Regions from separate parts of the Mus musculus genome. Here region 1 is linked to region 2. The links are chromatin loops, found by intact Hi-C in ENCODE. Cell type or tissue: heart. All regions are shown on one strand. Links, peaks and the distances in the headings refer to the core of each region. The heading gives the core; the rest is flanking DNA.

The links. Peaks named below come from ENCODE experiments on the same cell type or tissue, not always from the same donor. Only the 100,000 strongest peaks of a DNase experiment are listed, where the experiment ranks them.
Region 1: it touches region 2 in a loop (2.8-fold over the local background); 3 of 42 quality-filtered maps call a loop at or near these places.

What each region holds. Positions count from the first base shown.
Region 1 is chr17:53,685,023-53,698,894 of GRCm38, reverse strand. It overlaps Sgo1 (shugoshin 1), which reads left to right and starts at 9,580. Exons shown (of 9, transcript NM_028232.2): 1 at 9,580-9,684; 2 at 10,775-10,905; 3 at 11,037-11,184; 4 at 11,615-11,811. The coding sequence starts at 11,043. It also overlaps the pseudogene Gm31532. In heart, for the core only: a CTCF peak has its summit at 9,166; a DNase peak (open chromatin) is centred at 9,424; H3K4me3 peaks cover 2,420 bases; H3K27ac peaks cover 2,608 bases.
Region 2 is chr17:53,394,819-53,410,121 of GRCm38, reverse strand. It overlaps Efhb (EF hand domain family, member B), which reads left to right. Exons shown (of 13, transcript NM_172497.3): 11 at 8,475-8,687; 12 at 9,195-9,376; 13 at 11,003-11,233. The coding sequence ends at 11,176. Among named protein-coding and RNA genes, the nearest start is that of Efhb, 61 kb to the left of the region's middle. In heart, for the core only: a CTCF peak has its summit at 6,994 (motif pointing left); no DNase peak of the experiment used is centred there; H3K4me3 peaks cover 378 bases.

The sequences.
Region 1 (13,872 bases), core at 5,873-13,872, 290 kb before region 2:
AAAGGCAGCTGCTACCAGGCCTGCTAATCTTGAGTTCCATTCTTGGGTCCTATATGGTGAAAAGAATTATCTCCTAGGAGTTGTCCTCTGACCTTCATATACAGGTATATGCACACACAATCAATCAATAAATAATAATGGATGAATAAATGAACAAAGTATGTGTGTATATATATGTATATATATTATATTTTACTGGTGAAAATTAAAACTCAAATGTATTTAGGATATGGATGATAAAATTCCACTGTTAAGTGTCCATCCTAGATTTCTGTAATGTGCAATTAAACAGTAAGTTCTATAAAAATTCATATTGGGGAAATAAGCAGCCACGTTAAACTCGACAGTTATTAACTGAAGTCTTCAGTAAGAGATGGCAGTATGGTATGATCATAGTTGAGATAAACCTGGGATATTTGCAACATTTTGCTTCATTAATGTCCTGAAGTCTAAATCTGGTCCAGACAGATTAAAAGATGCTGTTAGAAGGGGTTTGGATTTTTTGTTTTGTTTTCCCCAAGATTTTAGAATTATCATATGTTTAAGAACAAGCAGTGGTTTTTTGTACAGCATTGTGATTCACAACATATCTCAGGTGGCATTGGTATCTGAATACTCTGCCCCTGAAAATTAAAATTCCTACTTTAATATACCAGCTCTAAAAGCAAAATTTGGTGGGGGCAGTGAGATGGTTCAGTGTGAAGAGACACTTGATGACCTGTTTGAGCTAGACCCCATATGGTGGAAGGAGAGAACCTGATCCCCAAAGCTGCCCTTGACTTCAACATGCATGCTGTGGCATACATGCACGTGTACCACACACTTTAAAATAAGAATATTCTGTCAGGTGGGGGTGGTGTGCCAGCACTCAAGAAGCAGAGACCTGTGAGTTCCAGGACAGTCAGGCTACACACAGTGAACCCCTGTCTACAATCAAAGAATATTTAGGCCTCTGACAGTGCTATACTTGGAATCAGAATTTTGTTGCTAATGTGTTCAATTCTGTTTCTTCAACTTTTAACTTATTTTTGTCTTTCTTTTTGTAGTCTCCCCTCCCCCAGCCTGAAACCTGCTTGCTCAGGGGTGGAGCTTCCCGCTCAATTGTTCTGCCACGCCCACTGCTGGAACCTGCCGCTTTGCTGTTTGTAGCCATACACCCTGCTACTGGACCTCAAGATTATTTGGCGGGAATCGGGCCCCTCCCCCTTCTACTATTGAGTGCCGCAATAGTAAAAATTGAACCTTGAGCAGAGACCTTTGTCTTGGTTCCTTCCTTATCTCGCGCAGCCCATCCCCTCTTCTCTTCCAGGTTTCCAAAATGCCTTTCCAGGCTAGAACCCAAACCTGTGATCTGCTGGCCAGACACAACATTTGGTGAACCAACGCAAGACTGAGAAATGGCAAAGGATTTTTGGAAGAGGCACTGCTGGTTTGGAGCTCCATAGAAGAAGAAAATAATTAAAGGATAAAGGAAATTCATACCGGAGAAGGTTGGTATGGGCTAAGCTGAAACAGCGTTAAACCCGAGAGCTAATTCACTTAGGTTCAGCAGTGAAGCTTAAGAGGAGCTGGGAACTATAACAGGTGGTAGGCCGTGGCTCTCCGAAGCTACATTTTTAGGTGTGAGAAAAGAAAGGGTTTATTAAAAGGAAATTAATAATCAGGCGGATTGCATCATGAGGGAGGAAAATGTCCCAAAAAGCAGAGAGAAATTTCAGGAGTGCCATGCTTTGTTCTCTCTGGGCCTTATAGCAGAAGTAGTACTGTGTCCCCTTTTGTGTCTTGTCTAATGTCTGGTGCACCAATCTGTTCTCGTGTTCAATTCATGTATGTTCGTGTCCAGTCTGTATGAATGAATGTTCTATGTTTTATGTTGGATAATAAAGATGGTATAAAAAACTTTATCTGCAAAGCTGAGAGCTGCCACGTGCTTCAGCCAGGAATCAGACACATGGCAGGAGGGCCCCTGCTAGAAAAACTGTTTGTTTTAGGAGAAAAGGGCAAATGCACAGCCTCTTAGTTTCGGTGTAAAAAAGCTGATAAATGGTTCGTGACTAATGTGTTTGACAAATGGTAAAGTGCCTTTTATTCTATGATTGTAGCTACAAAAATTAATATTCTCTGAATGGTCTAAATGTAACTGCTTCATTTGGTTCCTTTTTATTGATAATGTGCTCTGCATGTTTTCACATTCAGCTCATAAGTTGTTGGTTAAGATTAATAATTGTTACATTGCTACAGATGGTTAGTGTTAAATTTGATAACTCAAGTTTAGAGTCCTTCTGACACGTGGCATAAGGCAGGCCCAGAGGCTGGGTCTCTAAAGATATTTCTAGTTTAGATAATAATTAATGTGGTTCCTATCCTAAATAGTAAAATTTAAGATAAGATTTAAAGCAATGCCTCTTTATTAAAGCATTAAAGCTTGCTTTAATAGGTATTCATAGGTATTAACTGGCAGCCAAACTTCATAATATGATAGTAATGCTTCTAATATTGATTTTAAAGATGATAAATTGTTTTAAACTTGGGTTTTGCTTTCCTAAGGTTGTAGATATTATCCTAACGTTACACAAGAAACTTAAAAATTATGGTTAAGACTGCCATTGTTACATTGACTGCAGCTTGCAGTTTGATTGCAAATTTAAGATTTTCTACTCACCCATATATTATTAATTAAGATAATTATAAGAGTAATCATCTTTTGAAAGCGCAATTACAGCTCACTTCATACAAACCTGTGATCTGCTGGCCAGACACAACATTTTTTTTTGATTAATTTTGAAATAGAGTTTCAATATGTAGCCCAGGCTGACCTAAACTTGAGATCTTCCTGTTTCTGCCTCATTTCAGAAAAACTCTTTGTTTAGCAAATAAGAATCTAGGCTTAAAAGGCTGAAGTCTGTCCAACTGGTATGATTTGACAGAAAGCCTAACCTGGTGTGAGATAAACTGTAGTCTTGCCTCATTAACATAATAGAATGAATGCTAGTTGAGGTCCGGGGTTGGTTGCAAAATGTGACCCTGTGCTATGCAAATTATGCTCCTGCAGTCTGCACAAATTTCTATTTTCATTCTTCTTTTATCCTAACTTGTGGATCTTTTACTTTGATCTGTAACAGGTAAGTCAGTAATTATTAAGTGGGGAGGTTTGGTTTGGTTTGGTTTGGCTTTGAGATAAGCTTCATTTAGCCTGAGCTGGCCTTGAACTCTTTGTGTAGCTCAGAGTGTCTTGAAATTCCAAGTCCTCCTGTTAGCAGGTACCATCATGCCCTGTTTATGGGTCTTATGCATTCTAGGTAGACATTCTGCAAACTGAGCAATTGTCACCAGCAAAGTGGCACATTGGCATTTAATGTGGCAACTGGATAAACTATTAGAATGTAGTTCAGCACCTTTCTTAAAATAGCGAAAGTGTATGTATGTGTAAGTAGTGCTACTATAGGTTTAAAACTATGTGGGGGAAGTAGTTCAACTTTCTAATATTCCATGTGACAGCTTGAATTCACATACTAGCTTAAGCAGGAAGATGGTAAGCAAGCACTTTGGCTTTATATACTTCTGTAATATGGCAGATACATGTGACTATTCTGGTTTTTAAAAGGAGTAGTAACTTGGTAGTATAAGGCAGGTGGGTTGCAAGAGTGAGGCCACTGTGTCCAGAAAACCAAGGGGGCAGTAATAGTCACTGTGGATCAGGGTCTAGCCCATCTCACCAAACACGATCCTAGGCAATGTACTGTTAGGTCTCCACATGTTGATGAGTTGATGCAGAAAAAACAAAGTTCTTAAGTCAGAAGATGATAATGGGCTGGAGAGATGGATCACTGGTTAAGAACACTTAGTGACCTGTCAGGTGGTTCACAACTGCCAATAACTCCAGCTCCGGGGGATCCAATGTGCTCTCTTCAAACTCCCCAGGTACCTGCACATATGTTACATTCACAAAAACACATAAGAATAAATTCTTTGTAACTTCTAGCTTCTTGTCTTTAGTGACTGACTAAATCTCAGAAAATGGGGGGGGGGACTTCTAAAAGTGAGAGAAAGGGGGAAGAACGGAAAGATGAGAAAGGAAGAAAATTTGACATGGTGGCTAGTATCTGTAACCTCAATGCTCAGAATGAGGCAGAAGGATTGCCACAAGTTGGAGGTCAGGCTGGGTTAGAGTGAGATCCTGTCTCCAAAAGGAAGAAAAGATGGCTTGCCAGTATGGAGTTTATAATATCCAAAATGTTGAGATGCTCAGAATGAGGCAGAAGGATTGGAGGACAAGTTGGGAGGACAGCCTGGATTAGAGTGAAAAAGAAAGAAAAGATGGCTTGCCAGTAGAAAGAGAACTAACCCTGAAAGTAGTCTGGTCTCCACACATGCACCATGATCTTTGTGAGTTCAGGTCATCTGCATTTAGAAAAATATTTCCTTCAAAGAAGGAAAAATAGAAGAATGAAACAAAGCACAGATTAAAGGAGCATTCGTAGGCTGCTGGTGGGTTCCAATAGACTAACACAAATGATGTGAGTGATCTTAGAGAGGATCCTTAAAGAGAGAAATAGATCCATCACAGTCAAATGGCTTAAAATCTAAGAAAGAGAAAATCTTTCAAGCAGCCACAAGGAGGAGCCACATTCTGAAGAGAGGAACAAGAGAGGTTGAGACAGGGATGCCTGCCAGGCCAAACAAGGAAACAGATTCCAACAACTGAGAAAAATCTGCCAGTCTGTAATTCCACACCAAATGATTATTTCCTTCAAAACCAAGAGTCAAATAATATCTTAAAAATTCATCACTAGCCTTGTATGGGTGGTGTATTCCTTTTTCCGAGCCCTTAGGAGACTGAAGCAAGTGGATCTCAGTGAGCTTGAAGCCAGTCTGGATTACAGAGTTACAGGTCAGTCGGGGATACATAATAGAGACCCTGTCTCAAAGAAAGGAAGAAAGAGAGAGAGAGAAAGAGAGAGAGAGAGAGAGAGAGAGAGAGAGAGAGAGAGAGAGAGAGAGAGAAGAAAAACACCAGAAAATCCACATCATAGAAACCAAGGAATTTTCTAGGCAAGAAACAAACCAAATGAATAGGTCAGCACAAAGGAATTAAGAACAAAAGGAGTATGAGTTCCTAAAAGATACAACCTCTTTTCTTACTGAAAAACATAAAAGACTTAGGAAATACAAAACTATGAATATAAAAATACATATATAAATATCATTTACACAGAAACATTGTAATCAAAATAATGACTGAGACAGGTGTAGCCTTACACACCTATAATCTGGACCAATTTCCTTTATGAACAGTGATGCAAAAATACTCAGTAAAATACTCTCAAACTAAATCTAAGAACACAGCAAAACATCATGCACCATGATCAAGTAGGTTTCATCTCAGGGATGTAGAGATGGTTCAATATACAAAAATTCATTAACGTAAGCCACCATATAAGCAAACTAGGAAAAAAATCACATGATCATCTATTAGATGCCGAAAAGGCCAAGATATGGATCTAGCTCAATGTCCATCAGTAGGTGAGTAGATCAAACAGAAACAACAGAGATTTATTCAACTACAAAGAACAAAGTGATATCACTGCAGGAAAACAGATGGAACTGGACACCACCATGCTAAGAGAAATATGACACACTCTAAAAGACAATATTGTATGGGTTTTTACTCCTATGTAGAATTTAGAGTGGTACAGGGGACATCAAAGTAAAAAAACTGACTATTCAAGGATTGGAAAAGTATAAAATCAAGGAGGCAGGGAGAGAAAAGAAAGCAATAGAGGAGATGAAAATGATAAGCTCATATTGTGTGTTATATAAAAATGCAGCCCCAGGCCAGCCTGGTCTACAGCATGAGTTCCAGGACAGCCTACATAGAGAAACCCTGTCTTGGAAAAAAAAAAAAAATGCAACTGCAAAGTAAATTAAAAAAAAAAAAAAAAGCAGATCTTTAGATTACCAATTATCTGCATTGTTAACCAAAACAAGCCTAAACACCATTTTTAGAGTATACCTTTTCTTTTTCTTTTCATTAAAACAATTTTTTCATCCAACATAATCTAATCATGGTTTCCTCTCCCCCAAGTCCTCCCAGACCCTCCCTACATCTTCATCCTCCCAACTCCTATCTCTGTCTCTGTCTATCTGTATATCTGTCCCTATCTCTCCGGGAAAAAAAAAAATATATATATACCAAATTTTAAAAAAATCTACTGAGTCTAGAGTGAAGGATCAGCAGTAAAGAGCACTTGTTGTCTTGCAAAGAACTTCAGTTCAGTTTTCTAGCACCCACATCTGTAAGTCCAGTTCCCAGAGGTTGCTGTTTTCTCCTGACTCCACAGGTAGTAGACATAATGTGCATGCACACATGCAAGCAAACACTCATCCAAGTTAAAGAAACACACAAATACACCTATTTGTGTATGAATATCTCTATATCATGTTGAGTAAGTACACAGTTTTTAACAATAAACACCATAGACTTATTATGATTTAAAAAAATAAATAAGGGGTTGGGGATTTAGCTCAGAGGTAGAGCACTTGCCTAGCAAGCGCAAGGCCCTGGGTTCGGTCCTCAGCTCTGGAAAAAAAAAAAAGATAAAAAATAAATAAAGCAATACATAGAACGCCCTGGCACAGAGCAGAGCATGCGCTTACGTTACATGTGTTTATGTTGCTGTGATGAAATACATGACAGAAGCAACTTAAGGGAGGAGAGATGGTTCAGGAGTTGTAAGTCCATCATGGCAGGAAAGGCAGGATGACAGACTAGATGTGTGGCAGTGGGAGTGTGCAGTAAATGCTTGTACATGCCACTGAGCAGAGCAGAGAGAGCCTAGGCCCAAAGCAGTCATCCCCAACCCTCCCACCTCCTCCAGCTGTGTCTCATAGCCTAAGGTTTTACAACCACCCGAAACAGCGTTACCATGTAGAGATAAAGTGTTCAAACCCATGAGCCTACAGGGGAGATTTAATATGCCAAAATAGGAATGCAGTGTAGTGGCTCATACCTTAAACACACACTTAGGAGGCAAAGACAGTAGGTTGTATGAGTTCTAGGTCAGTCTGATCCACATACCTATGTCCAAGCCAGCCAAAGCTACATAATGAGACGCTGTCTCAAAAACAAACAAACAAAACGCCAGCACGGCCAGCATCTTAGTTAGGGTTTCTATGGTGAAGAGACACCATGACCAAGGCAACTCTTATAAAGGACAGCATTTAATTGGAGCTGGCTTACAGTTTCAGGGGTTCAGTTCATTATCATCATGGCAGGAAGCATGGCAGCCTGCAGATAGACATGGTTTAGGAGGAGATGAGAGGTCTACATTTTGATCTGAAGACAGAAAGAAAGAGACTGTTTCAGCAGCATTCAATTAAGCCTGGGAGCCCTCAAAGCCTGCCTAAAGAGTGACACACTCCCTCCAACAAGGCCTCCTCATAGTGCCATTTCCCATAGCCCAAGCATATCCAAACTGCCACAGGCAGTAAATTCAATTAAATACTTACATTCTTGGCACTAGGCTGAGAAATTCAACCCTCTAAAATAGAAGTATACAGCAAGGATTCTGAGGTTTAATAAGTTATTTCAAGTGGTTAAGATACATTTCTAAAACATGCAGATGAAAGCTACAAGCAATCTAAAAAGTAGGACTTTCCCCAGCCTGTCTGTCTACTGTACACTTATATAGGTTCTCCACAGCTTGGGACTGCTCAACAAAGGAAAAGACTAAGCCAATATAAGTGGGTACCAAAATGATGTGATAGTTTGCTGCATTTTGGTTCTGACAAATTCCTTAAAACTTTTGGTCACCAAGTTTCTAACATTTGTATGCTATTCAAATTAATACACAGCACATGACATGGTAAGTATTAAAGAATCTTTCAAAGGGTTTTTTAATTCTTATTTTTGTATATATGTATGTGTTCTCTTTGATCACGTATGCCACATGCTGTACACAGGTGCCCATGAAGAGGGCATCAAATCTGGAGCTGAAGTCAGAGGTGGTTGTGAGCTGCCTGACATGGGTGCTCAGAACTGAACTCAGGTCCTCTGCAAGAGCAGCAAAAGCTTTTGATATCTGGATCATATCCACATTTCCAAAGGAATCTTTTTTAAAAAATTTTTTTTAATGTCAGCACTTGGGAGGCCAAGACTAGCATATCTCTGTGTGTTCCTGGTCATCGCAGAAATATCACGAATTTGAAGTCTGCTTAGGCTGTGTAAAAAACCTGCCTTAACCCGTTGTTTTGTTTTGCTTTGTTTTGTTTTTTGAATGCCAAATAAACAGACCAAAACCAAACTTTTTTAGGAGATGGACATGGTGGTACACACATTTAATCTAGCATTCAAGAGACAGAAGCAGGTGGATCTGTTTGCATTTGAGGCCAACCTCAAATATATAGTGAGTTCCAAGACAGTCAAAGGTACACAGAGAGACTTCTCTACAGCGTAAGGAGTTAGAGGTCATCCTGGGCTACAAGAAGACCCTGTCTCAAAAACAAAAACAAACAGAAAACAAAGAAGAGAGCCATAAATGAGCAGCCGTGGAACGATAATCTTAGGACCCTAGGTAAGAAATTAAGAGTGTGAACCTTGTGTGATGACCAGCATAGTAAAATATAACTTGTTATATTGGCTACGTATATCTATCTACCTTATGGCACAAGACATCTGCCAAGGATATGACTTATGAAGCAATCACTCAACTGTGGAGGCTCCAAATGTCTTGTGGTAGGGCTCCCTGCTGCCACCTTCCCCTTCCCATTTTCTTTGTGTGCCTTCAGAACTACCCAGTAACGCTGCCTGATGTGTAAGCGTGCCGAACTTTTCTCAGCATGACTAAACCCAATTCCTTGACTATTATCAGGAACTGATAAAGAAGTTTAGATTGTTCCCGGGAAAGCACTTTAAAAAACGGATCCCACAAGATGACCTTCTAATTCAGTCACGGCTGCTGCACTACAATGACTTCTGAGGTGAGCGCAGCCGGTTGTAAATCTCTTCCGTAAATGCACAGGACAGGATCGGGCTGTCACTTGGCGTTTCTTCTTGAATCAGCCAGGCCCACCCGCAGATCTCGCCAGCGGGCTGAACCTGGAGAGCCCAGTCTCTCACATCAGTCCTTTCGCTGAGCCTGCGCTAAACGTGCTGGATGGACGTTTGCCACACGGGCGCGCCCCGGAGCACAAGAGCTGCGCGGCCTTGGGCGCCCTGACAAGCCACGCCAGGATCTGTTTGGATCTTTCGTGCTCCAACTCAGGCTTCAACTCGAACTCGTCATTCTCCTGCCTCAGCCTTCTGAGAGCTGGGCTCTCAGGCCTGCGTCAACACCCCAGGTCTAACCGGAAGTCAGGGACGCACCCAGACAAGACCCAGTCTCAAAGTCGCTAGATCTCTAGGCTGTGGGAAGGCGGACGCCGAGCCAAGGCCTCAATTCCAGCCTGACTCCACCCCCTCTACCCCACCCCAGCCACAGCTGCGCGTGCGCAGGCGCGCCACGTGATGCCATTCCCCGGGGCCGGGCGCTGCGTCTACGGAGAAGGGCGGGCCGGAGTGTCACGTGATGGTGTCCGGCCAGCCAATGGATACGCGTAACGCAGAATTTCGAATGTGGCGGCGGTAGCTGCGGAGCGCGGCGGAGCGGGAGGTTGCATCTGCTCGTCCGGACCTGAGTGGCCGAGGTACGGAGCGGTACGGGCGGCGGGACTGGAGGTATCTCTCCGACCGGACGACGCGTTCCGCTCGCGAAAGCGAGCACCCCGAAATCGACAGGGCTTTTGCTCAATCAAAGTAGCAAAAACTTTTTAGATAGGGGCCGGAGGAAGGGGTGTTCTCGCCGACTTGCACTGTCTAGCACGCACAAGGCCCGATTTCCATCCCACTGTGCTCGCGCACGCGAACAAACTGTAATTAACTTTAACTCTATCAGTTATTCATTCTGTGTGTCACTCAGATGTCTCCGGTGCAAACTTTTAAAACTTGATGGTGACCCACCCATTCTTATAAGAAGTCGTTGCATTTATTCTGTTGAACTCCCCTCTCCAATCTATCGTATATACACATTGGTAAAAATAAAGGGTTAGATAAGATATACAGTACCAATTTAAGGCTTCATTATGCGTGGAGGAAAATACGTCCTGGTGAGAATACTCAAGAAGAGATTCAAGAAAACACTTAACTAAAAGGAGATGAATCAAGATAGTTCTTGTGGTGACAATTATATGCACACATTGTGGTTGGCAACAGTTTACAATTTTGAGACCAGGAAGTTTATTTTGCTTGAAGCACGCTACTGTTATTAACATGAATACATGTTTTCTCAGCCCCAAAATTACTAGAGAAAAGCTGCCAAACAGAAACCCAGATATACATATAAATTGCTTCTGAACTAATACTGTAATCCTAAACACTAAAGGTTGGCTATAAACATTGTAAGAAAAGTAAGTCTGCTTATGGCTCATACATTTGTGGTCCCAGCTACTCAGGAGGCTGAGGTAGGAAGGACATGAGAGCTCTTAAGTTCAAAACCAGACTGGGTAACAGCAATATCCTGTCCCAAAATAATAAGTTCCCATAGAGCCTAGAATGTTGTACGCCTCCAATGAATATTTACTATAAGATGAATAATTGATACTTTCTGGAGTTATTTAATACTTTCCTATGAAATAGTAGAAGATAAGGTTATAGCAAAAGCATGAATGACATTTTATGGGATTTTTTTTCTTATGATGGCTTGATTCTAACATCTTTTTTCTTCTTGTTTTGTTTTAGATGAATTTCACTATGTAGCCCAAGCATAAATCTATGACCCACCTGCCTTAGCCTTTTTAGTAGCTTGGATTATTCTACAACACCTGACTTAATATTTCTAAGCAGAAAATCAAAATATTGCTTTTTTTGAAGTAAGTTTACAATTTAGTCTTTTGTAATCCCTTCTTGATGAACAGCCTATGTTTCTTAAATTTTATGTTTAAAAAATATCTGAGAAGTGTTCATTGGTTTTTTTTTTTTTTGTTTTGTTTTTAATTCAAAGACAAAGATGGCTAAGGAAAGGTGTCAGAAAAGGTCCTTTCAAGATACCCTTGAAGACATTAAGAATCGAATGAAAGAAAAAAGGAATAAAAATTTGGCGGGGATTGGGAAACGCAAGTCCTTTATTGTTGCACCGGGCCAAGTACCCAGTAAGAGAATTTTGTGTTGTCTTCTTCCAGCATTCTTACTTTGAAAGTGTGGCATTTGTGTGTGTTGTGTGTGTTTCTTTGTGTGTGGAGCACAGTGGGGTGTTGCTGTAGTAGAAGTTCTGGAGTCCTGCTATTAATCTCTGCCCTGTTCCCCTGCAAAGGGTCTCTCACTGAACAAGGAACTATTGTGGCAGCCAGTCAAGCCCCAGAGATCCTCCTGTCTCCACACACCTTTAACACCTTACCTTCCCTCCGTCCTGCCACAGCAGATAGAGTCACCAGTGTGCAGGACCACACCTGGCTCTTTAGGGGATTTGACCTGTGGGCCTCATTGGTTTCTTAGCAAGCACTCCTAGCCATTGAGAGATATCTCTAGCCTCTGCTTCACCTTCTAGGTTGAGGCTTACTAACTGAAAATTTTATCTTATAGCTAACACTGCTACACTACTGAGATATTACCAAGATAACAACAGGTTGTTAGTCTTGGCTTTGGAAAATGAGAAATCCAAAGTGAGAGAAGCACAGGATGTCATCCTGCAACTGAGAAAAGAATGCTACTACCTTACTTGTCAGCTGTATGCATTGAAAGAGAAGCTAACTTCCCGACAAAGTGAAGAAACTACTCAGGTATATTCAGTACAAAACTTTTCTGTGTAGTTTTGCCATATGCAGTTCAGCTTTATATAGATTTAGATATGGAAAATATTCTTAAGTATTCTTCGGAGAGTCACTTTTTAAAAAAATACTTCATTATATCCATTTACTCTGTGTGTGTGTCTGTGTGTAGTTCAGAGGATAACATTAGGTGTTATATAGAAATAAGTAACATACATATATGTGCCCTCACATATAATGTGTATATTGACGTTATCGAAGACAGTTGTCTTTCTAGAAGGTGCTATTTCTTCCTGAGTGTCATGTATACCTGCGATTTTGTGATGCCAGAACTCAATATGCTAACTCAGAAAGACCCAAGTTATGGGTCAACCTGAACTGCACAATGAGACCTCATCTCTAGAAGAGATTTTTGAAGCCTACATATGATTTCATGACTTTTCTCTAAGATTTCAATTACTTTTTAAAGATTGTTTTCCTTCAACACTTAATCTTTTTTCCTCCTTTTTCAGTTAGTACAGTGTAAACCTAATGGTTTCTGAATCTCCCCCATGGTTTTCCAGTTTTTAAACAATTCCTTTTTAATTGTGTGTGTGTGTGTGTGTGTGTGTGTGTGTGTGTGTGTGTGTGAGTGGTGTGAATATATGTATGTGAGTATGTGCAAGTATATGTATGTGAGTGTGTGTGCACATGGAAGCCAGAGACATTGGATCCTCATCGGAGTGGAGTTACAGGCATTTTGAGCCACTTGAAATAGGTGCTGGAAACCAGACTTGGGTTCTCCCAAAGAGCTGTTCACACTCTTAACTGCTGAGCCATACATACCTCCAGCCCCTACTTCGCAGAGTTTTTGCTGAAATTAGAAGAACCAGTGTTCAGTGACTACTTAATGACATAAGCCTCAAAACAGTAGGGGGAAAAATTCTATTATTCTCGCGCCTTCGATGCCATCTATTGATGACTTTCCGTTAAGTGTATTGTTACTAGTTAGTTGCTGATATGTACTTAGCATTTAATATCAGGTGCTTTGCTTGTTTCTCTGTCACACATGCATGTGATCACTTGTGAGCCATCCTGTACCTGTACTTCAGTGCGCAAGGTTGGTTTTTCAGTAGTAGAGAGCTTAGCGTTGTTTCTTTGTTTGTTTCTGACAAGATCTCAATATGTCGACCAGGCTGGTCTCAAGCTCACTGTGTAGACCAGACTGGCCCCAAAGTCTTCCTGCCTCAGCCATCTAAGTGCTGCCATGCGCAGGTTGAGATATTTTAGTGTAAGGTTTTCTTGGGCTGAGTCTGTAGCTCAGAAGTGGAATACTTGTTTAGAATGTACAAGGTCCTGAGTTCATTCGTCCTCAGCACTGCAAAAGTAATTGTGGAAGAAAAGTGAAGATTTGGAGCCAAAGACATCATTGGGTTTGCCGCCGGTTGATACAATCCTGATGAGCTGAGTCCAGTCATTGGGACTCGCCGTGCTGGAAAGAGAACTGACCCTCTCCCCCCACCAAAAGAAGCTGTCCTCTGATCTCTATGCATGCTTCCTCGTGCCTCCCCCCAAATAAGTAAATAATGTTTTAAAAATGTATACACAAAGAAGAGAAGTTTTAAAAGCATGTTTCTTTTGTACTACCATTTTCTAGTAGTTCCTATGTTTTATAGTAAATCTTTATATTTTATATGTGATATATTTATATTATAGTTAAGAGGTGTAGTGTCTGTAGAAACTCTGGCCTTCAAGGTGAAACCACTCTTGGTCAGGTTTTCATCTGTTTGGTTTTTTTTTTTTTTTCTTTGTTTCTCCCTCACAACAGAACTTCAAAAAGAAAAATGGGGAAATTAAAAAAAGGGGACCAAGCATGGTGTTCATAGCTTTAATACCTGCGCTGGAGAAACAGGCATTCAGATCTCTGTAAGGGCCCACCCCAGCCTGGTCTACATAGGGAGTTTAATTTTAGGCTGGCCAGGTCTGTATAGTAAAACCCTATCTCATTTAAACCATGTGCTCTGTTGCTGTGTCAAGATCACCAAAACTTGTGTGCTGCCATTTGGCTTGCCCTTGTTTCTTAACCTTGTAGAG
Region 2 (15,303 bases), core at 2,373-10,372:
ACTTGTCTTCCCACCTTGGCTTTCCCCTACACTGGGGCACAGAACACCCTCAGACCCAAGGGCTGCTCCTCCCAGTCATGTCCAACAAGGCCATCCTCTGCGACATACACAGCTGGAGCCATAGGTCCCTCCCCATGTACACTTTAGTTGGTGGTCCAGTCCCTGGGAATTTGAGAGGGGAGGTTTCTGGCCTGTTGACACTGTTGCTCCCCCCTTGGGGTTGCAAACCTCCTCAGCTCCTTCAGTCCCTTCTGCAACTCCTCCATCGGGGATCCCACGCTAAGTCCAATGGTTGGCTGTGAGCATCCACCTCTGTATTTGTCAGGCACTGGCAGAGCCTCTCAGGAGACAGCTACATCAGGCTCCCATCAGTAAGCACTTCCTGGCATCCACGATAGAATCCGGGTTTGGTGACTGTATATGGGATGGATCCCCAGGTGGGGCAGTCTCTGGATGGGCTTTTCTTTAGTCTCTGCTTTACACTTTGTCTTTATATTTCCTCCTGTGAGTATTTTACTCCCCCTTCTAAGAAGGACTGAAGCATCTACACTTTGGTTTTTCTTCTTGGGCTTCATATGCTCTGTGAATTGAGTCTTGGGTATTCCGAACGTTTGGACTAATATCCACTTATCAGTGAGTACATACCATGTGTGTTCTTTTGTGACTGAGTTACCTCACTCAGGATATTTTCTAGTTCCATCCATTTGTCTGTGAATTTCATGAAGCCATTGGTTTTAATAGCTGAGTAGTATTCTATTGTGTAAATGTACCACATTTTCTGTATCCATTCCTCTGTTGAGGACATCTGGGTTCTTTCCAGCTTCTAGCTATTATAAATAAGGCTGCTATGAACATAGTAGAGCATGTGTCCTTTTTACGTGTTGGAGCATCTTCTGGGTATATGCCCAGGAATGGTATTGCTGGGTCCTCAGGTAGTACTACGTCCAATTTTCTGAGGAACAGCCAAATTGATTTCCAGAGTGGTTGTACCAGCTTGCAATCCCACCAGCAGTGGAGGAGTGTTCCTCTTCCTCCACATCCTAGTCAGCATCTGCTGTCACCTGAGTTTTTGATCTTAGCCATTCTGACTGGTGTGAGGTAGAATCTCAGGGTTGTTTTGATTTGCATTATCCTGATGACTAAGGATGTTGAACAAATCTCTAGATGCTTCTCAACCTTTCCCTCAGTTTCCCCAGTTGAGAATTCTCTGTTTAGCTCTGTTCCCCATTTTTTAATAGGGTTATTTGGTTTTCTGGAATCTATCTTCTTGAGTTCTTTGTATGTATTTGATATTAGCCCTCTATCAGATGCAGCATTGGTAAAGATCTTTTCCCAATCTGTTGGTTGCTATTTTGCCCTATTGACAATGTCCTTTGCGGTACAGAAGCTTTGCAGTTTTATGAGGTTCCATTTGTCGATTGTTGATCTTAGAGCATAAGCCATTGGTGTTCTGTTCAGGAACTTTCCCCCTGTGCCCATGTCTGAGGCTTTTCCCCACTTTCTTTTCTGTTAGTTTCAGTGTATCTGGTTTTATGTGGAGGTCCTTGATCCACTTGGACTTGAACTTTGTACAGGGAGATAAGAATGGATCAATTTGCCTTCTTCTACTTGTTGACTGCCAGTTGAACCTGTATTATTTATTGAGAATGCTGTCATTTTTTTCACTGGATGGTTTTAGCTCCTTTGTCAAAGATCAAGTGACCATAGGCTTGTGGGTTCATTTCTGGATCTTCAGTTCTACTCCATTGATCACCCTGCCTGGCTCTGTACCAATACCATGCAGTTTTTATCACTATTGCTCTGTAGTACAGCTTGAGGTCAGGGATGGTGATTCCCCCAGAAGTTCTTTTATTGTTGAGAATAGTTTTTGCTATCCTGGGTTTTTTGTTATTCCAAATGAATTAGAGAATTGCTCTTTCTAACTCTATGAAAAATTGAGTTGGAATTTTGATGGGGATTGCATTGAATCTATAGACTGCTTTCGGCAAGATAGGCCTGGTGATCTTTAGATTACAGTATTTTCATATTTATATGTTATCTTCTTGCACCACTAAAACCATATAGGTATGTTTTGTTTTGTTTGTTTTGAGATAAGGTTTCCTAAATGTAGCCCTTGATGGTTTGAAACTCAGTTCTAGAACAGGCTAGCCCATGAACTTTCTAATGATATTTCTGGTTTTGGCTCCCACGTGCATGGATTAGAGGTATATATCTATTCTCCCCCACTTTTTGATTATTTATTTATGTTTTGTTACAGTCTCTCTCTACTGTTCCTGTTGGCATAGAAGTCAGCCTCCCGAGTATAGGAGGAAGTGGAGTATAGGTCTGCTCTGGCATACTTGGCTTATGAAGAGAATTAATCTTTTTTCATCAAATATTTGAAAGTATTTCTTTCATATCTTCTCTCTTCTGCCTTTTTTCCTCCTCCTTCTGCCCTGTCTGTGTCTTTTGAGGCAAAGTTTCTCATAGCCCATGTTTGTCCCAAACATTCTATGTAGCTGTGGCAACTCAGACCTCCTGACTTTTCTGCTGCTACCTCCTGAGTGCTGGAATTGCACACATATGTGACTATGCCTGTCCCCCTGACCTCCTCCCCTTGTCCCTTCTTTCTTCTTTCTTGGATAAATTTGGGATGTTTTTAAAAATTCACTTTTATTTTAAATTATGTGTATATGTGCACATCTTCATATAGGTGTATGTTCAAAGCACTCTTGGAGTTCCTAAGAGGGTGTGGGGACCTCAGGAATTGGAGTTACAGGCAGATGACTCTTCTGATGTGGTAATGGGAAGAAAGGGAAGTGAACCACATCCTTTGTAAGACTACAGACTCTTAACCCCTGAGACATCTCTACAATCTCTTGTGGTTTTTGTTTTAGTTGTCTTCAGACACACCAGAAAAGGGCATCAGATCACATTGCAGATGGTTGTGAGCCACCATGTGGTTGCTGGGAATTGAACTCAGGACCTTTGGAAGAACAGTCAGTGCTCTTAACAGTCAGTGCTCTTAACCACTGAGCCATCTCTCCAGTCAGCCCGTAGATTTTGTTATTTTTTAAAGGCAGAATTTCACTATATAGGGCAGTCTAGCTTTGATCTTGAACTAGCAGTAATCCTCCTGCCTTGGCCTCTCAAGTGTTGGGATTATAGTCAAACCCTACCACGCCCAGCTACTTTTTATTTCTTGCTTAAACATTCTTTTTAGATTTGTTTTATGTGTAAGTGTTTTGCCTGCCTGTGTGCATGTGCATCATGTACTTGCCTGGTGACCTTGAGGTCACCGTGGAACTGAAGTTACAGATGGTTGGTTATAAGGTTCCATGTAGGTTCCATGGTATTGAACCTGGATCCTCTGAACAATAAAAGTATTGTCAACTGCTGAACATCTCTCCAGCATCCTCTTTCTTGCTTCAATTATTTTAGCTTTGGCTACTTTTTAAATTTCTCTGAGCTGGCTTGTAGAGGTGAAGTGTGTCAGCATCTATTCAGAGATTTATCATTGGTAATCGGAACCATGTCCCTTGCTCTGATCTAAGACATGGACGGAGCTCTGCAAAGCTTCCCTGTCCCTTAGAGGTTCTGTTGTTGCTATACTGCAGTCAGTGCTCAGATCTACAGCATTTGACTGAGAGCAGGTTTGGCCTGGACAGCATTAGTGATACACAGCCTTTGTGATCAGCTGCCACAGGACCCAAGGGAGGGAGTTTCTTTTTGTTTCTTTGCTCAGGCTTTTTTTTTTTTTTTTAACAGATTTATTTATTTATTATATGTAAGTACACTGTAGCTGTCTTCAGACACTCCAGAAGAGGGAGTCAGATCTCGTTACGGATGGTTGTGAGCCACCATGTGGTTGCTGGGATTTGAACTTCGGACCTTCGGAAGAGCAGTCGGGTGCTCTTACCCACTGAGCCATCTCACCAGCCCCTTTGCTCAGGCTTTTAATATTATCACATCAGTTTATATTAACCATTTAGCTACCAGACGGGTAGAAGAGGTCCAAGGCCACATGGTTCTGCCCAACCTGTGTTCAAAATAACTATCAGTGAACCATTTTTATTGTTTAATGTAGTTTTCAGAACTAGTGTGGTGCCGTGTGCCTGTGACCTTAGCACTTGGGAGGCAGAAGTAGGAAGATAGCTGTAAGTTTGAGACCGGTCTGATAGGATGGTGATTCCTGGCCAGTCAGGGATTCGTGGGAAACCTGTCACAACAAACACAAAAGCAAATCAAAGCCTAGCCGGGTGAAATACACTTACATCCCTACTATTTGGGATGTAAGATACATAGTGAGTTTAAGGCTAGCCTGGGCTAACTGAGACCCTAGCTTCAAACAAACAAAACCAAACAAAAATTTAGCCTTCAATTTTCTCTGGAGTGAGCAGATTCTTTTGTGGTTTGTACAAGTCTATCTTCAGTTTTGCCTAATTTCTTTATGTGGTTCGGATTTCCTAAACCTCCTTCACTCTGAAATTTAGCTTCTTTCCAGGTATTTTAAAAGCAATATAGGTCATTTTCTGAATATCATTCCTCAAAAGCTTTCTGTTTCTAATGTCTCGGGAACAGGTTTGTTTTCCCTTGCTTTTCTAAATGATTGCTTTTTTTCCCCCTCCTAAATGTACAGTTTTATCATCTAAGGTTAGGAGGCCCTAGAGACTGAGTTTGGAGGTTACAGGTTGTATGGTAAATAACAATGTTGCTTTGGCTTCCATTTTTAACACCTGGTTGCTGGGATTAACTTTGAGAAAACTTACTGACATTTTAAAATTTCCCCTCTAGAATGTCTCTCCTCTAAAAGTAATGATGCTGCTATTTCTACTTTTATTCATTGGTGTCTTAGTCAGGGTCTCTATTCCTGCACAAACATCATGACCAAGAAGCAAGTTGGGGAGGAAAGGGTTTATTCGGCTTACACTTCCATACCTCTGTTCATCACCAAAGGAAGTCAGGACTGGAACTCAAGCAGGTCAGAAAGCAGGAGCTGATGCAAAAGCCATGGAGGGATGTTCATTACTGGCTTGCTCAGTCTCTTATAGAACTCAAGACAAACCAGCCCAGAGATGGCACCACCCACAAGGGACCTTTCCCCCTTGATCACTAATTGAGAAAATGCCTTACAGTTGGATCTCATGGAGGCACTTCCCCAACTGAAGCTCTTTCTCTGTGATAACTCCAGCTCGTGTCAAGTTTACACAAAACCAGCCAGTACACTTGGATTGGCCTGTCATTCTGTAAGGCTAAAACTACCCCCCCTCTCCCATTTTGCCTTTCTTGGTGAGTGGACCCTTTCTGTACGGGACACCTTCCTCTTCAGTCATGGAGAATGCTATGGATCATTTTCTCACTTGCCAATATCTCACCAAACACAGTTGTTTCCACCCTCTCAGAAATAGAGGGGCAACATTTTTTTCTTTTCTTTCCCTTTTTGATGTTTTTCATTATAATTTTGTTGTCTTTATGTGTGCGCATGTGTATATGGTTCAGTGGACAACTCTGGGTAGTTGCCTCTCATTTTCTCATGTGGGTCCTAGGGATAGAACTGTGGTCAGGCCTGGAGACAAGCACCTTTACCTGATGGCTCACACATCTCTCTGACCTTTTTATTTTTTAAATTTAAATTAATTTAATTTAAGACATATTCTCACTTTGTAGCCCAGGCTGGCCCCCAAACATGTGACAACCCTCTTGACTCTGATCCTCAAGTGCTAGGAATATAAATATGAGCCACATTTCTTGGTACAACACATGGTAATAGAAAGTAGAGGATTGTTTTCAAACCAAGCAGTTCCTTTATTTTTTATATTATCATCATCATTATTATTATTTGCATTGCAATTCCTTTTTTCATCTCCTGAGTTCATGTACTCTTACATCTGGTCTCTTGTTTTGTTTTTTGAGTCAGAGATGCATTTTGTGGTCCATGCTGGATCCTCCTGCCAGGGCTCCTCAGTATGCTCCATAAGGCCCAATTTATTCACTTATTCCTGGTATTTGATCCTTCCTTCTTTCCTCTCTTCCCTCCCTCCCTCCCTCCCTCCCTCCCTCCCTCCCTCCCTCCCTCCCTCCCTCCCTCCCTCCCTCCCTCCCTCTCTTCTTCCCTCTCTTCTCTCATCCTTCGTTCCTTCTCTCTCCCCTCCCTTTCTCCTCTCCTTTCCTTCCCCTCCCCTCTTTCCCTTCCTCCTTTCTCCCCCTTTTCTTTGAGACAAGGCCTGCCTTTGCTGTCCAGACTTAACCCTAGACTCACAGTACTCCTGCTTTAGTCTCACAGGCCTTTGCCACCTGGAACAATGCTTTCAATGGAGTTCTTTGGGGGCAGGCAGTGGGAGGGTGGTGGGAGATAGTTGAGCAGCCAAGGTTGCCACTGCACATCATGGTCCTCCTGCTTCCTCTTCCTCTGCCATCAGTAGAGTTCTTGAGGATTTTATTATCTAGATTTTAGGGCACATATTTAAGGTGGTGGCTGGTTGGTTCATAGAGGCTCTGATTTTTTGGGTGTGTGTGTGTTTCCCTCCCTCCCTCCTTCTCCCTCCTTTCTTTTTCTTGTTTTATAGTTTTGTTTTTGAGTCAAGGTTTGTTGTTATTTATTCCAGTCTGTTTTAGAATTTGCCCTCCTCTTCCCCATCCCTGTCCCCGCCCCCCCCCCCCAGCCGCCTAGTGCTGGGATTATAGGTCTGTACCACCATGCCCTCATTTTTGTATGCCACATTTTGACTCACGGCTGGATTTCACAGAGGAAAGTACAGTTAAGACCACCTTTCAGTTTTATGGCCAACGACTTTTCAAACCGTGCAGTTTTCTGCCTTTAAAGGTGTCTGTCTGTCTGCCTGTCTTCTTGTCTCTCTTTTACCGGGCTGTCTGGGTAGAGGCTCTGTACCTTTCAAGGCAAGGCAGCCCCCCATATTGTAGATCCGTGGGGTACAGTTCCTTGGAGCTCTCATTTACAACCCCTGCGTGCATTACCCAGCATTCTTCTCTGGCTGTGAAAACATCACAGCGCCCTCAAGTGGTGTCTGTGGAATAGCTAGCGCGTTGAAGGGAAGTCTGAAGTGACTGACTCACAAAGTCACTCTGCTATTTCAATTCTACCTCACATTTGTCTCACCCTTTGGCAGTGGGCTTGGTCTCAGGTGCTAACTGCACCACATGCTTCCGCTGAGCCACCCACAGCCCTGGGCTTTTCTGTGCTCACTAATTTGTAGGAAGTTACTAAGAGAAGCAGAGAGGTGGGGTGGAGGCGGGGCAGCTCACAGTATGTTCTTATCTCTTCTCTGGATGGGCCATACTCTGCCTTCCTAATCCGAGTAAATGTGGGATTATCTTTTTAACTTTTTCATACTGCAGTTGGAAAGATAGTTTGGTGGTGTTGCTCACGAAGAGGACCCAGGATTCCCAGCATCCACATGGTGGCTCACAATCATCTGGAACTTCAGTTCTGGGGGATCTGATGCCTCTTTTGTTTTCTGACAGCACCAGCCACACATCTGATGTCCAGACACATACATAGACACAAAACCAAACCAAACAAACCAACTAAACAAACAAAAACCAGTGACAACCTCCTCCGCAAAACTACAAAGCTCCCCAAACCCCAAAACCCATAAAAACAAATCTAAAAAATAGTTTCTTTTAACACTTACTCTGTGTGTGTGTGCTCACAATGTGTGTCACAGTACGTCCGTGGAGATCAGAGGACAACATACAGCAGCCAAGTCTCTCTCTCCAGCATGTCATTAGGCTTGGTGGCAAGTACCTTTACTGAGCCATCTCCCCAGCTCATGTGTGGAATTTTGATTCCAACTGTGTCTTTCATCTTCACCTAGGGCTCAGTCTTAGGGAAATCGGTGTAGTTCAAGCTAACTGGAGGTTAAGCTTGAGTTAAAGAGAGAACAGAGGAGTCAGTTGAGCGGTGGAGCACGTATCTAGCTTTCATGAGGTTCTGGGTTCTACTGTGGCATTGAAAGAAAAAAAAAGAGAGAGTTCTCTAGTTTTGGTTCTCAGACTGGAAAGATTTCTGTGGTAGAAAGTAAATGGAGCAGCAGAAAGAGATGTGAGGCCATATTGGGGTCACATCTGACATTGGCCTGAGCTTGCTGTTCCACAGTGGAGTATTGGCTCTGGGAACGTGCTTCGTGAGTGCTCATTTCCACCGATAGGAAGACGCTACAAAGGAAATCCATCCTTAAAAACCATTGCATTTATTATTACCATTATCACTATTATTGCTGTTATTAGAGTGTGTGTGCGTGTATGGGGTTGAACATGTCATGGCGTGCATGTGAAGGTCAGAGGATAATTTGAGGGAGTCAGTTTATTCTACCATGTGGCTCCCAGGGCTCTAATGTAGGTTGTCAGGCTTGGTGGCAAGTGGCCAGTGCCTTTACCTACTGAAGCAAATAATCCAGCTTGTTACAGAGCACCAGGCACCAAGAACTGACATCTTCCTGTGCTTTCTTGTCTCCTCCTTTGGGTTTTTCTTAAAGGTAAAAAACCAGACTGTGAAAACGTTACTGATACTAGCATGGGAGAAGCTGAACCAAGTCTCCTGATAAATCCTGAAGACATTGTCCCCAAAGAACCAGGAAGTTCAGAAGAGACTCTCCGGACAATCCAGAGACCAGGTGACAAAGTTTCTCACCAGTATAAGACAACGTCTTCTGAGATCAACGCTGTGGTTGGAGCTGTCCCCTCCATGTGTAAGCATGCCTCATCCCTTGTCCAGTTAATCGATTTGCACATCTGGAAGGGCAGTGTTCCTAGTGTGCTCTTGCAGCGTCCCTAGTTGCTCTCTGCATCTGACTCTAGAGTTTCTCAAGGCCTTATGTTTAACTGTGTATTGTAAGCACCCCGAGGTCTCACGGGTAAGTTTGACCGACCTCTTGACGATGGCCCAAGTTCAAAAGCAATTCTATATTAATAAAACTGAGACAGTCATGGATGAGAATGTTGAATGCTTTCCTAAGCTCAACTTGGATGTCTGTGTTCAAGTATTATTCTCTGGCCTTCAGCCCACCATTTCCTTGGAACCAAGGTGAATACTGCTGTGTTTGGCTACACTCTTCTTTTTATGCAGTGTTTGGATTTTATGCAAGCACATTGTTAGGCTAGCTACATTTCAAGGGGTCTGTGGCCAAGTGTGGCTCATGGCTGCTGTTCTACAGCTGGGTTTCAGGATGTCTTTGTCTCCCTCATTGATGACCTAGGTCACCCCATATTCGGTGTTCCAACCATTCGATCTGACATCTCTGCTCCCCGGATTCGTCGAGTCAGTGACATGAATAACTACGGTGACGAAGGCAATGCTTACTCTCTGCTGCACCCCTCCATCTTCTCCCAGAAAGGTGTATTTGAGAGAGACTTCTTCAAGACAAGGTCAAAGGAAGAGGTACAGAGATCACCTCCAACCTTGGACTTGGCAATGATCACTATTATTTTTGTGACCACGGTTGTTGCTGTTGTCTTTTAATTTTGTTTTTTCGAGATGGCATCCACTGCTTACCCCGCTCTGGCCTGGTACTCACTGTGCAGCCCAGCCCACACTGGCCTACAGGGCTTGGTGGCTTTTCTGTCTCGGCTTCCCAAAGCATTGGGATTGCAGACATGAACAGACATACTTGACTAGTGTCGTATTGACTTGTTTTATTTTGAGACTGAGCTTTGCTAGGTAGCCCGGGCTGAATTTGAAGTCACGATCCTCTTGATTCCTCCTACTGAGTTCAGAGATTACATATTGCTTCTAATCTGATGCACAACATTTATCATCATCATCATTTTTATCATCATCTTGTGTAGTCCAGGCCAGCCTCTGAATCAGCTGCATGGCTGAGGCTGGTTTTGAACTTCTGATCCTCTCACCTCCACCTCCTGAGTGTAGGTATGTGCCTGGCACTTGTGGTGCTGGAGATCAAATCCAGGGTTTGTGCATGATAGGCAAGAGCTTTTTGAGGTAAGCCCCAGCCCTAGCCCCAGCCCCAGGCCATGACTATCAGTTTTGACTTTTCAGAATATAGGATTCTTATCTTTTTAAATTTTTAGATTTATTTAATTATTTTATGTATGTGAGTACATGATAGCTGTCTTCAGACACACCAGAAGAGGGCATCAGATCCCATTACATATGGTTGTGAGCCACCATGTGGTTACTGGGAATTAAACTCAGGACCTCTGGAAGAGCAGTCAGTGCTCTTAACCACTGAGCCATCTCTCTAGCCCGAATATAGGATTCTTGATGAATGATACTTAGTTTGGTTGTAATGTGCTTCAAAGTTTTTTTTCTTTTTCTTCCCTCAGTATATTATATAATTCTTTCCCCCTTCAAACAGGGTCTCACTATGTAGGCCAAGTAGGCCTTCAACTCAAGAGCATCTTTCTGCCTCTGCCTCCCAAGTGATGACAAGCACAGATGACGATGTCCACCTGCTTTTCTTCACTTACATTTACTGAATTTTTATTTTGGGAGTTACATTTTAAAAAATATAATTTATTTATGTGTGTGTGCACATGTGCCTATGTATTTCATGTATGCCTGAGTATGTGTGGATGTCAGAGGACACCTTGAGGGAGTTGGTTCTCTCCTTCTATTATGTGGGATTAGAGAATCAAATTAAGGTCTTGGCAGCCAGCACCTTCGTACCTTTGTTTGTATTTAAAAATAAAAATAAATAAGAATGAGAAAAGGTCTCACTCTACAGTACAGGCTTATCTCAAACTCACTATGTAGCCCAGGCTGGCTTTGAACTTCAACATTCCTGCTTTAGCCTCCCAAGTGCTGGAGCTACAGGAATGCACTCCCACAATGCCTGAAAAGTACTACAACTTTGATATCTACTAATTTCATATGTATGGGCACATATGCATATGTGAACACATGTACTTTTGTGGAGGACCAGTGACTGCCATATTAAATGTTAAAAAGCTTTTTAAAATATATATTTTATTTTATGTACTTAATTTTTAAAATACAAAATTAAAAACATAAATCTTGTTCTGGACTTAAATTCATTGTTTCTAGATTTCAGATATATTAACTAACATTGGAGTCAAGCTTTCTAAGGAAGAATTCGAAAATGTGTGGAATCTTGCTTCAAAAAAACACCAGCGAGGAGAAGTTTGTGTTGAAACTATCAGGAACGTTCTAGATGAGCTACTGCATGCAGACCTCGTCAAGTGTAAAACGGCCATGTGATTGATATTTTTGGGAACTTACACATTTAAGCAAAGCAGATTAAATCTATATTCATCTAAAATGTCCTGGTTTTGCTGTGTGTTGGAACTTGGTCGTTACTTTGGTTTAACTCCTATGCCTGTGGATATGACTTCATCTTCTTGTGAATTCGAAAGCCTTGAAGAAATTGAAGAGTGATGTAGGAGCCTCCTGCTTCGCAGTGGTCAGAGCTTAGAATGATGATGAAAGTTAGTAATGTTTGGCAGGCCTGAGGACACCACCCATATTAGCACCTCTGAGATTTGGTTGTTTTGTGATCCCAAGTTCATACTATTTTGCCTCTAATGCTTTGTTACTGTATTTCAGCTCTGATATGAAAAGATGGTTTCTTAGGGTGCCTTTGGTCTCCAGGACTCCTAAGAGAAGCAGGTTATTGAAAAAGCAGGATGTAGGAAGTAGTCTTAAGACCCAACAATTGCATAATGGCCACTAGCTTACTATTTTCTTACCATTTTTCCACCTCTCTCTGCTTCCTGACTATAGATGCAATCTGAATGATTGCTGTTAATTCAAGACCACCCTGGGCTACATAAGTAACTTCCTGGCTAAGCCTAGGCTACCAAGTGAAACCCTGTTTCAAAAACAAAAACAGAAAAAATATTTTGGAGAAATTTAAGAACTACAGAAAACCCACAGAAGTGTAGTAGCCAAACAGTACACAGTGGTGTGCTAGAGTCTGCCCCTCACAGGCCACAGAGGTCAGGCGTGAGCCTCTCTCTCCAGTACTAGATTAATTGGTAGCTTGTTATGAGATGTGGTGAGATCATTCTATCAAGTAAAACACCAGAATCTACCACCTTCAGTCCTGCCCCAGGAGTTAAGAATTTATCAGGTCACACAACTGCGTATATGTGTATTGCTCATCTGTCCAACCACCTGGCCACACGTGTCAGAGGAAGTTGTCTATATTGTGCTTCATCGCTCAATACAAAGAAAACAGGCCAATGGTACTGGTCTCTCCTCCCTCCCTCCCTCCCTCCCTCCCTCCCTCCCTCCCTCCCTCCCTCCCCCCCTCCCTCAACTCACAGTTCTCACTGTGAAAGTTCCATAATTGGGAAGATTCTGGTGTACAAGTCAGAGTTCTCTAGAGCAACAACTTTTATAATCTATCCATATATACAGAAAGAGGACTTACTGGAATGACTGACAGGCTGCAGTCCAACTAATCCAACAGTGACTGGCTAGGCACAGAAAGTCCAAGAATCTAGTAGTTGCTCAGTCTACAAGGCAGGATGTCTCAGCTAGTTTTCAGTGTTCATGCTATCTATTTCAGTGTACGCTTGAAACCCTGAAGAATTAGGCTGCATTGTCAGGAGAGGAAAGGACTTGCTAGAAATGCAAGGGAGAGCAGGCAAAGAGCAAAGGTTTCCTTCTTCCATTTTCTTACATAGACTTTCAACCGAAGGTGTGGCCTAGGTTAAAGGTGTGTCTTCCTGCCTCAAGATCTGGATAAAGGACATGTGTAATCCTACCTCAAAGGTCTGCATTAGAAGTGCATCTATTTATTTCAAATTGCCTTTCAGATTGTAATATAATTACATTATTTCTCCCTTTCCTTTCTCCCCTACTGTCTTTCCAATTTATGACCTCTTTCCCATTAGGTATTGTTACATATGTATATTTTTAAATATAACCTGTTCAGTCTGTATAATGTATGTTTTCAAGGGTGATTAACTAGTATTGGATAAACAATTGGTGTGCTCTTCCCTGGGGAGGACTTTCCTTCTGCTGTGAGCATCTTAGTGGCCCATAGATTTTTGTGTGAGATTCAAGACTTGTAGTCTTCCTTAGCATGTGTGTTGCTGTCCTGGTTCAGCTCATAATGAGCATAGGACCTTAATACTGGAAAAACTATCAGGTTGTTGAGAAAGTAATGCTAAAAAATTGAACTGAAAGCCCGTGGCTGCAAGTAGATCTTCCCATCATAAGGAGAGCAGAAGCTGGACAGAGAGGAAGCAGAATTTACATATTCTGAGGACCTCAAAATTGTCGTCTGGATGACAATGCCATCGTAAATACCCTATCTAACTTTGATTAACTAGTTCTACCTCTGTATATTTTAACTATACAAAACAATTTGTTATCTTTTGTTAATTTTGTTATTTAACAACTATTTAGCAATTTTTCTTTTTTTAAAGATTTATTTATTTATTATATGTAAGTACACTGTAGTTGTCTTCAGACACCCCAGAGAAGGACATCAGATCCCATTACAGATGGTTGTGAGCCACCATGTGGATGCTGGGATTTGAACTCAGGACCTCTGGGAGAGCAGTCAGTGCTCTTAACCGCTGAGCCATCTCTCCAGCCCTATTTACAATTTTCATTCACTTTATTTTGAATTATAATTTGTCACAGGTGATAAAAATGTACTAGCATATTTATCTATTATACTATGGTTGAAAACCATAAAAACAAAATCTTCTGGCTGAAGAGACAGTTCATCCAACATTGTGTGAGTTTGTAAACCTAGTGCCAGAGAGTGGGGGACAGGCAGAACCCTGGGGCTTATTGCCAACTTAATCAGTAAGCTTTGGGTCCCAGAAATGACTGCCTCAAAAATAGGATAGACAGAACTTGGGGAACAGTAGCTGAGTTGACTGCTGGCTTCTGCATGCATTTACATGTATGTGAGTACTTTCCCTTCTTGCCATCTCTCTCCCTCTCTCTCTCTCTCTCTCTCTCTCTCTCTCTCTCTCTCTCTCTTTCTCTCTCTCTCTCTCCACATCCTTCCCTTTCTCCCTCCCTTCTTCCCTCTTGTGTCCCCATCAAAGCAAGGTATTATTCTGTAGTCTAGGCTGGCTTGGAACTCATGTACCCCAGGTTGGCCTTGACCTAAGAGGAATTCTCCTTCCTTAGCCTCTGGGGTGCTGAGATTGCAGGCATGAACTACCATATTCAATTTTCTTCATCCTTTTCATTCAAAAGTTATCAGGGCTGGCATGATACCTCAGTGGGTAAAGGTACTTGACATGCAAGGTTGGAGACTTGAGCTTAATTTCTGGAACATATGTAAAGTTGAAAGGGGAGAACTCACCCCACAAGCTTGTACTCTGACCTCCATATGTGGGCCATGGCATGTGAGGCATTCTGCTACGCACACACACAACAATACATTTTAAATGTTATTTATTTGTGAAAGTGGTTGCTCATACCTGTGATCTCAGCATTAAGAGATTGAAGCGGGTGGGCTGGAGAGATGGCTCAGCTCAGTGGTTAAGAACATTGACTGTTCTTCCAGGAGTCCTGAGTTCAGTTCCCAGCAATCACATGGTGGCTCACTACCATCTGTAATGGGATTTGATGCCCTCTTATATGCAGGTGTTTATGCAGATAAAGTACTCAAACACATATAATAAATAAATCTTAGAGAGAAGGAGAGAGAGAGAGAGAGAGAGAGAGAGAGAGAGAGAGAGAGAGAGAGAGAGAGAGAGAGAGAGAGGAGAGAGAGAGGAAGGACTGAAACATAAAGACTGAGTCCAAGGCAAACCTGGGCTGAATAGAGACCCTGTCTCAACTAAACAGTTTAAAGTGAGGCAAACTCTTCCAAACCCCTCCCTCCTCCCTTCCCTCATTTTCTTTCTCCTTTCTTTTTCCCTTTCTTCCTCCTTCACCTTCTTCTTCTTTCCTCCTTTCTTTTCCTTTTCTTTATGGAGAACTGATTTTATATAGTCCAGGCTGACCTTGAACTTGTTAGGTAATGAGGATGGCCTTGAACTCCTAGCTCTCCTGTTTCAGTCTTTTGGAATTGCACACCCCCTCCTTTCTTGACTGTCTGTTATGTAGCTTGGGCTGGCTTCCTTGCCAAACTCCCATGATGAGTCTGACTAAATCTGGACAACCTATAATGGGCTGGTGATATTGCCTGACATAGGATATACCTAGTGTTTTAACTAGAATTTATAGTTAGGCGGTACCTGGTACTACAGACCAAAGACTTGCTTCAGACTGTAATTTGCTGTTGGTTTGTTTTTTAAATGTAAACTGCAGTTGACCTTAGTTTCCATGGCTGGATTTGGAACTAGCCCCCCCCCCCCCCCCCCCCCCGTAAGGAGGAGAGACTTTTTTTTTTTTTTTTTTTTGGTTTA